Linked DNA regions of Mus musculus: region 2 is linked to region 1. Evidence: chromatin contacts called from ENCODE Hi-C or POLR2A ChIA-PET data. All regions are on one chromosome and are shown on one strand. The core of a region is the stretch at or near the end of the contact, and the rest is flanking DNA. Distances in the headings are between cores, read along the strand shown.

Evidence for each region. Hi-C counts contacts between places; a loop is a spot of excess contacts on that map. ChIA-PET counts read pairs that join two places held with the same protein, here RNA polymerase II (POLR2A).
Region 2: a map of T-helper 1 cell shows a loop between it and region 1 (3-fold over the local background). The contact joins the promoter of Nanp here to the promoter of Entpd6 in region 1. A Hi-C loop is called at or near these places in 1 of 37 maps with a recorded cell type or tissue (T-helper 1 cell). POLR2A ChIA-PET finds 5 or more read pairs at or near these places in 2 of 5 experiments (Patski and embryonic stem cell).

The regions. Positions count from the first base shown.
Region 1 is chr2:150,747,280-150,751,889 of GRCm38, forward strand. Entpd6 (ectonucleoside triphosphate diphosphohydrolase 6) reads left to right here and starts at 1,802. Exons shown (of 14, transcript NM_172117.5): 1 at 1,802-1,954.
Region 2 is chr2:151,037,455-151,042,064 of GRCm38, forward strand. Nanp (N-acetylneuraminic acid phosphatase) reads right to left here and starts at 1,925. Exons shown (of 2, transcript NM_026086.2): 1 at 1,783-1,925. The coding sequence starts at 1,872.

The DNA.
Region 1 (4,610 bases), core at 552-3,051:
CCTCCTGCTCAAGATGTTGCCGAAGGTTGTTCCAAGACAACAGAGAACTTGGCTGTAGTTGCTTCTGGGAAAGTTAGCCTTTATCTCCTTTGCCATCTAGATTGTGCTGGCTGTCATAAGCACTAAAGAGAACTGCAAAGAAATGGCAGTCATAATGGGATCTCTTTACTACCATTAGAATGTCTATACCATAGGCAGGGTCAGGTTGTAGGCTCCTTATATGCAAATACCAGGTGCTGGGCAAGCACTATTGCTCAGAGCAGATGACATCATTTGCTCTTGGGAAGCTTACACTTCAGTAGTAAAACAGAGAACAAACTGTTGGGCATGACTTATACTGTGAAGGAAATACACAAAGAATGGTAGAGAATAGCTCGGAGAGGTCCACTGTAAATGAAACAGTCTGAGAAGGTGGCATTATGTTATTTTAAAAGTGAGAAAAGATCTACAAAAGGAAATGCCTGAGAGAATAGCTTTCCAAGTAGTGAGTATGACCACTTGTAAAAACTAAGACAAAAATTCTAGAGAATTTGAGAGAAGTATTGTGAAAGTGGAGAAGATGGTAAAAGATGTGAAGGCAGAAGACAGAAGCAGGGTCCTTACAGGTCCACGAACAAACTTCAAAACACTAGAAAATTAAGTCAAAACTGTGAGGTGCAGTTTTTCTACTACAAGTTAGCAAAGAACCCAGCGTTTGGAAGGACTCCACCGTTGAAGACGTGGGGAACCCATGCTTTCACACATTATTTGTAAGAGTGTTAATTAGTACAATAACTGAAGAGAAAATTGAGTCGTATCTCTGGAGTTGTATTCAAAGAGCATATAGTTTATCATAGCCAATTCCAATACTAAGACTCTCTCCCACAGCACATCCATAGTGAGTAGCAAGATAGTCAGTCCTTGGGATGCTGTAGTGCTATGTACAACAAAACAGCCAGGGAAGTGGGGAGGGGAGAGCTTTTAAGATCCGCCAAATAAGAGACCATATAGACTTCCGTTGTAATCAGATCTTGGTGGTTTTATTAAAGTGAGACAAGGCAAGGTCCAATGAGCTGCTCACATGCTGTTTACAATAGTTTCGCGGGACTAATAGCGATTGCCAACCCTACTCTCACACAGTATCCCCGCACTCTGTGGTTAGCATCCACCCACTCACTCCCTGAGTACCCCATCTTTTCATTAGAAATCCTTGCTTTTAGGCTTTCCCAGCCGATAGACAGGGATGTCCTCCAGGAACAAGACCAGTGTCCTGCACCCCAATGTATAGATGCCATCACGTGGGCAGGAAGAAGCGGAGTCCTGGTTCGGTGGGGAAAAGACAACTTGGGAGATATTCAGACAAATGAATTAGGGACATACATCCAGAGTCTCGCTGCAGTTAGGAGCTGACAACCTTGTGGCTTCTAGGAAGACATCAGAAAATATGGCCAAGGATAAAGGACGCTTGATAGCACCGCATTCTCTATTGTGAATGCATATCCTATCACGAATTCCCTTGAAAGTAAAAGAAGCAACTCGGGTGTGGAGGGATGCAGGAGGAAAGCCTACAGAAGGACGAGGTGATGGATGAGATTGAAGTAACTCCTACTCTAGTCAAGACAAGGCTCTGTTCCTCCCACACCTCAGGACTTGTTAGAAGGATCCAAGATAAGCAGGAGCTCCAGAGCCCCCTACTGGCAGAAAGAAAAATAAACACCCAAAGAGCACATGGCTATTGCGCCTGCGTGGCTGGCAAACGCCATGGCACACGCGCATCAACGCCGTCCTGCCCACCCGGTGACGCAAAGTGCACGTAGGCGGAGACAGCTTCTCGGCGTCTGCTGGGGTTTGCTTCCACGCGTTAAGGCTCTGTTGACGCGGACCGGCGCTGGAGAGCTGGGCGCGCGGTGTGTGGTCGCTGTCTGCCTCCGGCTACGCCACTACCTCTCCTGCGGGGCCGAGGGAGCCGTGCAGGGTAAGCGGGGCCAGCGAAATGTGCTTGGCCCGGAGGACTGACTACGGTTGGTCTCCCCACGCGCGCGAGGGACGGGGTTCCCCGTGGTGCAGTTCCAATGCCTGATACCTCCCTGGGCCCGGAGACAGCTCCGGGGGGAGGCCTCGGGGTCACTTGCGCTCTCGGTCCATTCAACTGGCTGTCTTTCCGACCCTGCTGCGTAGCCCTCGCACGTCTACAACACACCGTGGGACTCGTGAGCTATGCTGTAGGCCAAGCAGCAGGGGTCTCTGCCCGAGTGTAGCCCACAGCCCTGCCGCGTCCATTCATTCTGCTGGCTTGTGCTGACCCGCCCCCAGCAGAACCAGGCCCAGGCGCCTCCCCTTCTGCACTGGATAGCCCAACTGGGAGGCTCAGGAAACCGGGGAAACCCTGTGTTCTGATTGTGTGGAAGGTGGGAACGGTGGTGACATGGAAGAACTTACCAGGGGTCAGGGTGGTTCCACCTGAGTTGGTGTGTGGCCACAGGTGCTTCAGGTTAAAGGAGAGAGAAAGGTCCAGATGTAGACACCCAGAATGTAGGACAGGGAGTCAGTGAGAACACATTTTTATTTTAAAAGCATCAGGAAGTAATTGGTTTTGAGACAACATTGCTGAGTAGGTCACAGTGGACACAGCCCTTCACCCTGAGAGTATATCCCCCCCCCCCCAAAAAAAAATCAGTCACCTGAAAATACCTGGTCCTTTTGTGTCTCTGCAGATCCTGTGTGGTGAGGGGCGTAGGGAATGCTCATAGCCAGAATAGGAAACTCTCAGACAGTGAGGAAGGAGCTTCCCTAGGGAGAGGCAGAGGAATGTGATTACAGGATCTCTCCTGGGGTGCTGCAGAGCCATGAAGGGGGCTGAATACCTAGCGTTGAGGGGAGGTTTCCCCATCCCTGTTACCAGCGTTTTAACAATGTCCTTGAAAATAATGCAGCAAGCATAAAGGTAAGTCTGAATATTGCCCGCCCCCCTTCTCCTGCCCTGGAAGAAGTGTAGACTAAGATGGTGTGTATCTGAGTCCCATCTGGAGCCTCATGGACAGAACGAACCTGAGAGTTACACAGCTCTCTCTCTGTGTACTTAGGTCTGGAAGAACCTACTGGCCCATGCAGGCATAGCACCCTGCAAAAGAATCAGGAGGAGGCAGTCTTCACCGGACTGTTCATCTATCTATATCTATATCTATATACATATAGATATAGATATAGATATAGATATATGTGTTTTTTTTTCTTTCTACAACTACCAGGAGAAATACATGATGCTTTGTTAATATGCTTTATTTTTGGACACATGTGTAGCATGTGCAGCAGTCATTTCCCACATAGCTTGGTTCCTGTCTTTTAATGCAAACCTGAAAAGATCTGGCAGCTGCCAGTTTGAATCAGATGGAGCCTATTTCTGAGATCTAGCCTCCCCTCCTCGCTCGCCCTCTAACATTCTCTGACTCCCGCATCTACCTGACAGGAGGTGGACCTCCCCAAGTCACCTCTGCTTGCCTCTGTGTGCTGCTTCCTGTTCCGGTCCACTTCCTGCTCATTCTCCACTTGGCTGTAGTTCAAGCTGCTGCTTCTGCAAACGCTGTTCGGCAAAGTGCAAACTAAGGTTGAGCTGTTCTCGGTGAGCTTTTTGGGAGTCTGATCAGTATACCACCACTGGGTGTGAGACGTAGCTAGAGAAAAGTAGTCCTTCGTGCACTACCCCTTAGCTGTGGACAAACACTTCAACCCGACAGAAGAAAGTTGATGTTTGGAGTTGAGCCTCTGAAACATGGACACCCTGTGGACCAGTTTGTCTGGTTCTGGTCCTGTACCCCCTGGATATGATGTTCTGTTTGGATTGTTCATATCATCCAGAGCTTGCTGATATGTAAATGCAGTGATTGTAAATGCAAATTGATAAGTGTTGTCAGGTTGTATAAAGGTAGAGTCTTGTATTTCCAGGTTGGTGTAGGGCGCTCAGAGCACATGATGAAGATGTTCGGGCTGGGGAAGGCAGTGGTAGTAGGATTTTAGCAGAGGTTTTAGGATAGGGTCAGAATTGGACAAAATTGGCCCAGTTGATGGCTGAACATTCTGGGAATGGACAATAGTGTGTGCGCAAAGGGCCTGGGATGTGTAGGAGCTGAGTTTTCAGGGCAAAAAGAAGCACTGTGCTCTTGGAGTGCTTGGGCAAGGATCAAAGGTATGGTATGAGGTGCAAGTACCAGCCACCCACAGCAGGTGATGGATGAGAGCCGCTCATGAGAGCATTGGGTAGCTCTTAAGTGCAATGGAACCAAGTGAGATCCAGAGCACGGCAGGAGCTGGGGCCTGGCAAGGGAGGCTTACCCCTTGGCATCTGCCAAGAAAACCGTTCTGAGCCCTACAGGTGGCAGGAACAGGGGAAAGTTTTGTCTTATTTTCTTGCTCTGGGCCTGGGGCTCAGAGGCAGCATTCATCTAACCTGGGCTGCTTGCCTAAGAGTGTTTGAGTGTGACCAGAGATGGGACCAAGGAAGGCCTGCTCTGTGTACAGTGTCATCCCACTTCTGTTTTACCCAGACCAGCTCAGGATGAGTTCCCCGGCCTAGAACTACTGTTCTCTCCTCACGCAGGGCAGCCACAAGGTCCTTCTGCCCATCGTTGTCCCCA
Region 2 (4,610 bases), core at 675-3,174, 290 kb after region 1:
AAAATTAATGATAACATCCTCTGACAGGTGCAGTGAGGGATATCGGAAGTAAAAAATAAGGTACAAAATATAGGGGCAATGCCATGGAGAAACATTGTGGGGTGGTGGTGTGAGATAAGAGTCTTAATATGTTGTTTAGACTGGTCACAAATTCTGAAGCTCAAGGGATATTCTTGCCTTGTTTCCCAAGTCATTTTTTTTTGTTTTAAAAAGTAAAACCCAAAACTCACTGTGGCAGGGATATGAAAGATGAATTGGATGTGGTCAGCCTGGAGATAAGACTACAGCAAAAATTTACATTGGATGAGCCTTTTTGTCATTAAGGGGAGAATAAGCGAGACTGGGAGACAAGAGTGGATGGGGACGCAGTTCACTGAATGAGCGCTGGATGGTACAATCTTCCCATGTATGGCATGAAAGCTACCTGACAGTGTTATGCAGACTAATGCTCAAATTTACGAGGATCTGAGGCTAGGCATAGACAGGGGGTCTGCTGAGGCACCGAGTACTGGGAGAATTGTGATTCAAATGTGAGGTTTAATAGACCTACTTAACAAGAACCAGCCTAACACAAAACCTGAGTCTCAAAACACGGGCCTCAGCTGGATAAGAGCACCTGTTGAGTGTGCCCTGTCTGCAGTCTGAGATAATGGAGGCAGAACACACGGAAGTATGTAACGTGTGAGGGTGTCACAATGCACGGGGCAATCGACAGCGTGGAAATCTTCAGTTAAGACTGATTCCAAGTGTGGGGAGAAGTAGCTCAGGGGAGAACCTGTCTCGGATGGCGAGGAGGTAGGCTCAAACCTCAGAACCAAGAAAATAACACACACACACGCACACGCACACGCACATGCACACCCCAATTCAAAATACCTAGTGACGTTGGCACTTTGGGAGCCACCTAACCACTTGGCAAGCCTATTGTATTCTTGTGGCAGAGACAGAAGCTACGTCCCAGTGAGTGGATTTGGAAATACAGAGAAGAGAGCCCTGATGGAGACAACGGGTGGCAATTTTCCTTAAAACATAGCTGTGCAGAAAAGCACAGTCCAAGAGAGATGTAGGGTTAAAAAATTTTAAAGACCGACACGAACAAACTGTGGGTGCAATGCAGCAAGAAATGTGGAAGGTTTAAGATCCAGATAAACAAAAAACTACCTGAAGACGCATAAGACCCTTAGTATTGAAAGGGCAGGCATTTTTTTGTAAGTGGGCTTTCCACATCTGATACTCCTTCGGTTTCTCCTTGAAGCTGAAGGCAGGGGATGGAAAGTAGGGGTGGGTTAAGAGCAGGACTGGAAAAGGAAGATGTCCGACAGCATCTGTAGCTATAGCTAGGAGGGTGCAGATCAGCAATGCCTCACTAAAAGACTGCCCCCTCAGCATTTTATGTGCCGAGGGTCTCAGCACCAGAAAGCCCGGAAGGCCACAGGGAGGCCTGCAGGGAAAAAAAAAATGCTATGATGTAGGTTAAGTCCAGGCCCGCCTCTCAGAGTTATATAACTTCCTGGGCCAAAGCCTTGTCTGAGCCTCTTCCCCAAAACCCACCGCAGCCCATCTCGCGCGGGGCTGCAGCAAGAGGAGGGCGAGGGGTCTCGTCCCGCGCCGTCCGAGCCCGGGTGACCGCAGGTGGCGGCGACTCTGCAGTCGTGGCAGTTCAGAGTCCAGCACCCGGCCCCACGCGCGGGAAAGAAGCTCCACGGGCACGCAGCGGGGGGACTGAGGGTGCGGAGCGGAGTGCTGGCCCGGCAGGGGAGGGCGACGGCGCGGGGACGTTACCTCCAACATGCCTCTCCTGCTCGCCCCGGCCGTGTCGATGAGTGTGTTGTCCAGGTCAAAGAAGACCGCGCGGACCCGACTCAGCCCCATAGCCTCGGCAACCCAAGCAGCGCGCGAGCCGCTTCTGCCGCGCCGCGCATGCGCAAGGCGGTCAGGAACACCTGGGCGGAGTCTCGGAGGTCACCTGACCCTTCCAAAGCTCCGGGGTCTCCGTGGCAAGATCGCGCGAGATTCGGACACTAAATTTTATAGGGTGCGCGTGCACGAGAGGTGGATGAGTGTTATCAAGGCTTACTGCTGTGTGTGGGTGGATGGTCCTCTCCGTTAATGGCTTGGTGGGCTTGCTTAGGGCTGAGAAGGACATCCGAGCCGTACTGGAGAAACTCTCCAGACCCTTGGCTGGCCTGTCTTTCTATGGTGACCGCACAGTCTCCATCAGGAGATGGGGCAGGAGAGTGTGCCCACCAACCTCGGAACCTAGCTGCCCGGTGACTTTAGCGCTTCACTTCTTGCCCACAGCCTTGTAGGAACTAGAGCCTTCATCTGAACATCCTTTGAAAGATGCTTAGAAGAACTGAAGAGAAATGGGAGTCTCTGCAGTGTCTGCCGAATGGTTGTTCTTAAAAATGTGTATTTGTGTTTCTGTGTACGTGAGTGCCTGCAGAGGACAGACGAGGTCGTCCTGGAGCTGCAGTTGCGGCGGCTGTGAGCTGCCCACTGTGGGTGCTGGGAACTTGGGTCCTCTACAAGAGCAGTATGAGTTCTTAACCAGTGAACCATTTCTCCAGCTCCTTTCCCTCCATCTTTACTCATTTTTCTGAAACTCTGCAGCCCAAGTCTTGTGTGCCTATTAATTGCATGGTTTTCTGTAATTTCTAGCAAGGAACCGAGACTGTCTGTTAAGAACCCCACAAGATAAGTAACAAGGTTTGCCTTCTGTTGGTTGAAATCAACCTCTAATCCTTTTTTATTGATGAAATTTGGAGTCACTTTCACTAACCTGGAACTTATTGGGTCAGCCAATGCCACAGACCTGGTTCTGAGCTTTCGAATTAGGATTGGTTCTTACATTGTAAGTTATTCAGAGAAAATGAGAAAGTATTTCATAACATGTGAGAATTGATTAAATTTAATTGTCTATAGTTTCAGTTTTTGTTGTTTGTTTGTTTGTTTTGAGACAGTGTCACATTGAGTAACTGATTGGCCTGGAGCTAGCTGTGTAGACCATGCTGGCCTCAAATTCAGAGTGATTTGCCTCCCTCTGTCTCCCAAGTGCTAGTTCTCCCAAGTACCACCACATCTGGCTTGAATTAACTTCAACTAAGATCTTTGTCTATACTTGAATGATACTGGCTCCAAGTGGCTTCTGTTCATAGTGAACTGTACCCTACCTGGGTAATATATACAAATTGTGAAAAAATGGCTGGGCCTCCAGCCAGTCAGGCCCAAACCGCCAAAACTATGTAAGGTAAAGGCTGACTTCAGCCAGTCATATTGTTCTTGTCTTTTCATTGGCTACAAATTTAACTTTGAGCTGTATTGTGTTCATAAGGAACTTGTTGGCCCACCTTTGCTTGGCTGTAAAACTTCCTGTGTTTTGAGATAAACTTAACTCCTTTTGGGTGTTTAATAATTGGAATGCAGCATCCTTGAGTCTATGTAGTATACTTCTGCTTTTGCCTGACAGTGACAGAGTTGTATAACTTGACTAAAGACTAAGATGCTTAGCTCTGTACAGAAAAAAAAAAAAAAAAAAAAAAAGCTCCCATAACCTGAGGTACACAAGTCACAGATGGGTTTCTGATGCTCAGTAGAAAGAGATGAATGGCAGACTACCTATAGTTTTTGTATTTTATGGAGCAGAGTCAGAGTTGATGACTTTCCCAAAAGTGTTCCTCCTTTAATAGACTACCCTCACCGATGCAGTGGTGGTGAAACAGTTGTGTGCACTTAGGCTAGCAGTCAGCCAAAATTATGAATGCAATATTTGTAATTGCTTTTTGTAGTTGTGTCAAATATCATAATAGATATACAATAAGCTTCTGATGGACACATGGATCTTAGAGACATGGGTCAGGTCTTCGCCTTCTTCTAATGTGCGTATAGAATCTTGTTTCAGTCAGTGAAAAATCTAACCCTAGACAAGCTATTGCAGTCTATGTAATCAATCCTAACAGAGGTTTGTCTGTCTTTGGGATACCATGCATTGGTTGGTATTTCAAGATTGGTCTTCACAGCCTGGATTCCTTCTGAACTTACATGACTAGAACCCTGATGTTTTCCTATGGAATTTTAAGGCACTGAGATGTACATATATATGTGCATATAGATATGTCAGTCTTTACTGAACTCTTAAGGGTAGACTTGGCGGGACGAGAGAAAGATACAGCTAATGAATATTTAAAAAGTTCTGGGTAGCTTTTATTTATTGTCAGCCTTAACTGGCTCGTTGCCAGGTGAGACTGACTTACAGCTATGTCTGTAAGAGATTGTGTTGATTTATGATTGATATGGGAGGGCTCAGCTCACTGTTGGTGGCACCATCCCTAGGTTTGTGTGTCAGGGCTGCAAAGAAACTAGCACAAACCAGAGAGTAAAACAGCACGCAGCATTTCATTCTTTCACAGTATCTGTTTCTAGTTTTTGCTCAAGTTTCTGCTCTGTCTTCCCTTAGTGATCCAGTGTGACCTAAAAGAGTGACCCAAATAAACCTTTTTCTGCTTTGGACAAAGTATTTCACCACAGCAACTGGAAGCAAACTAGAACAATGGTCAATCCCACTTATCCTTATAAAATGTAAATCTAATAGAATAGAAATAAAGATGACA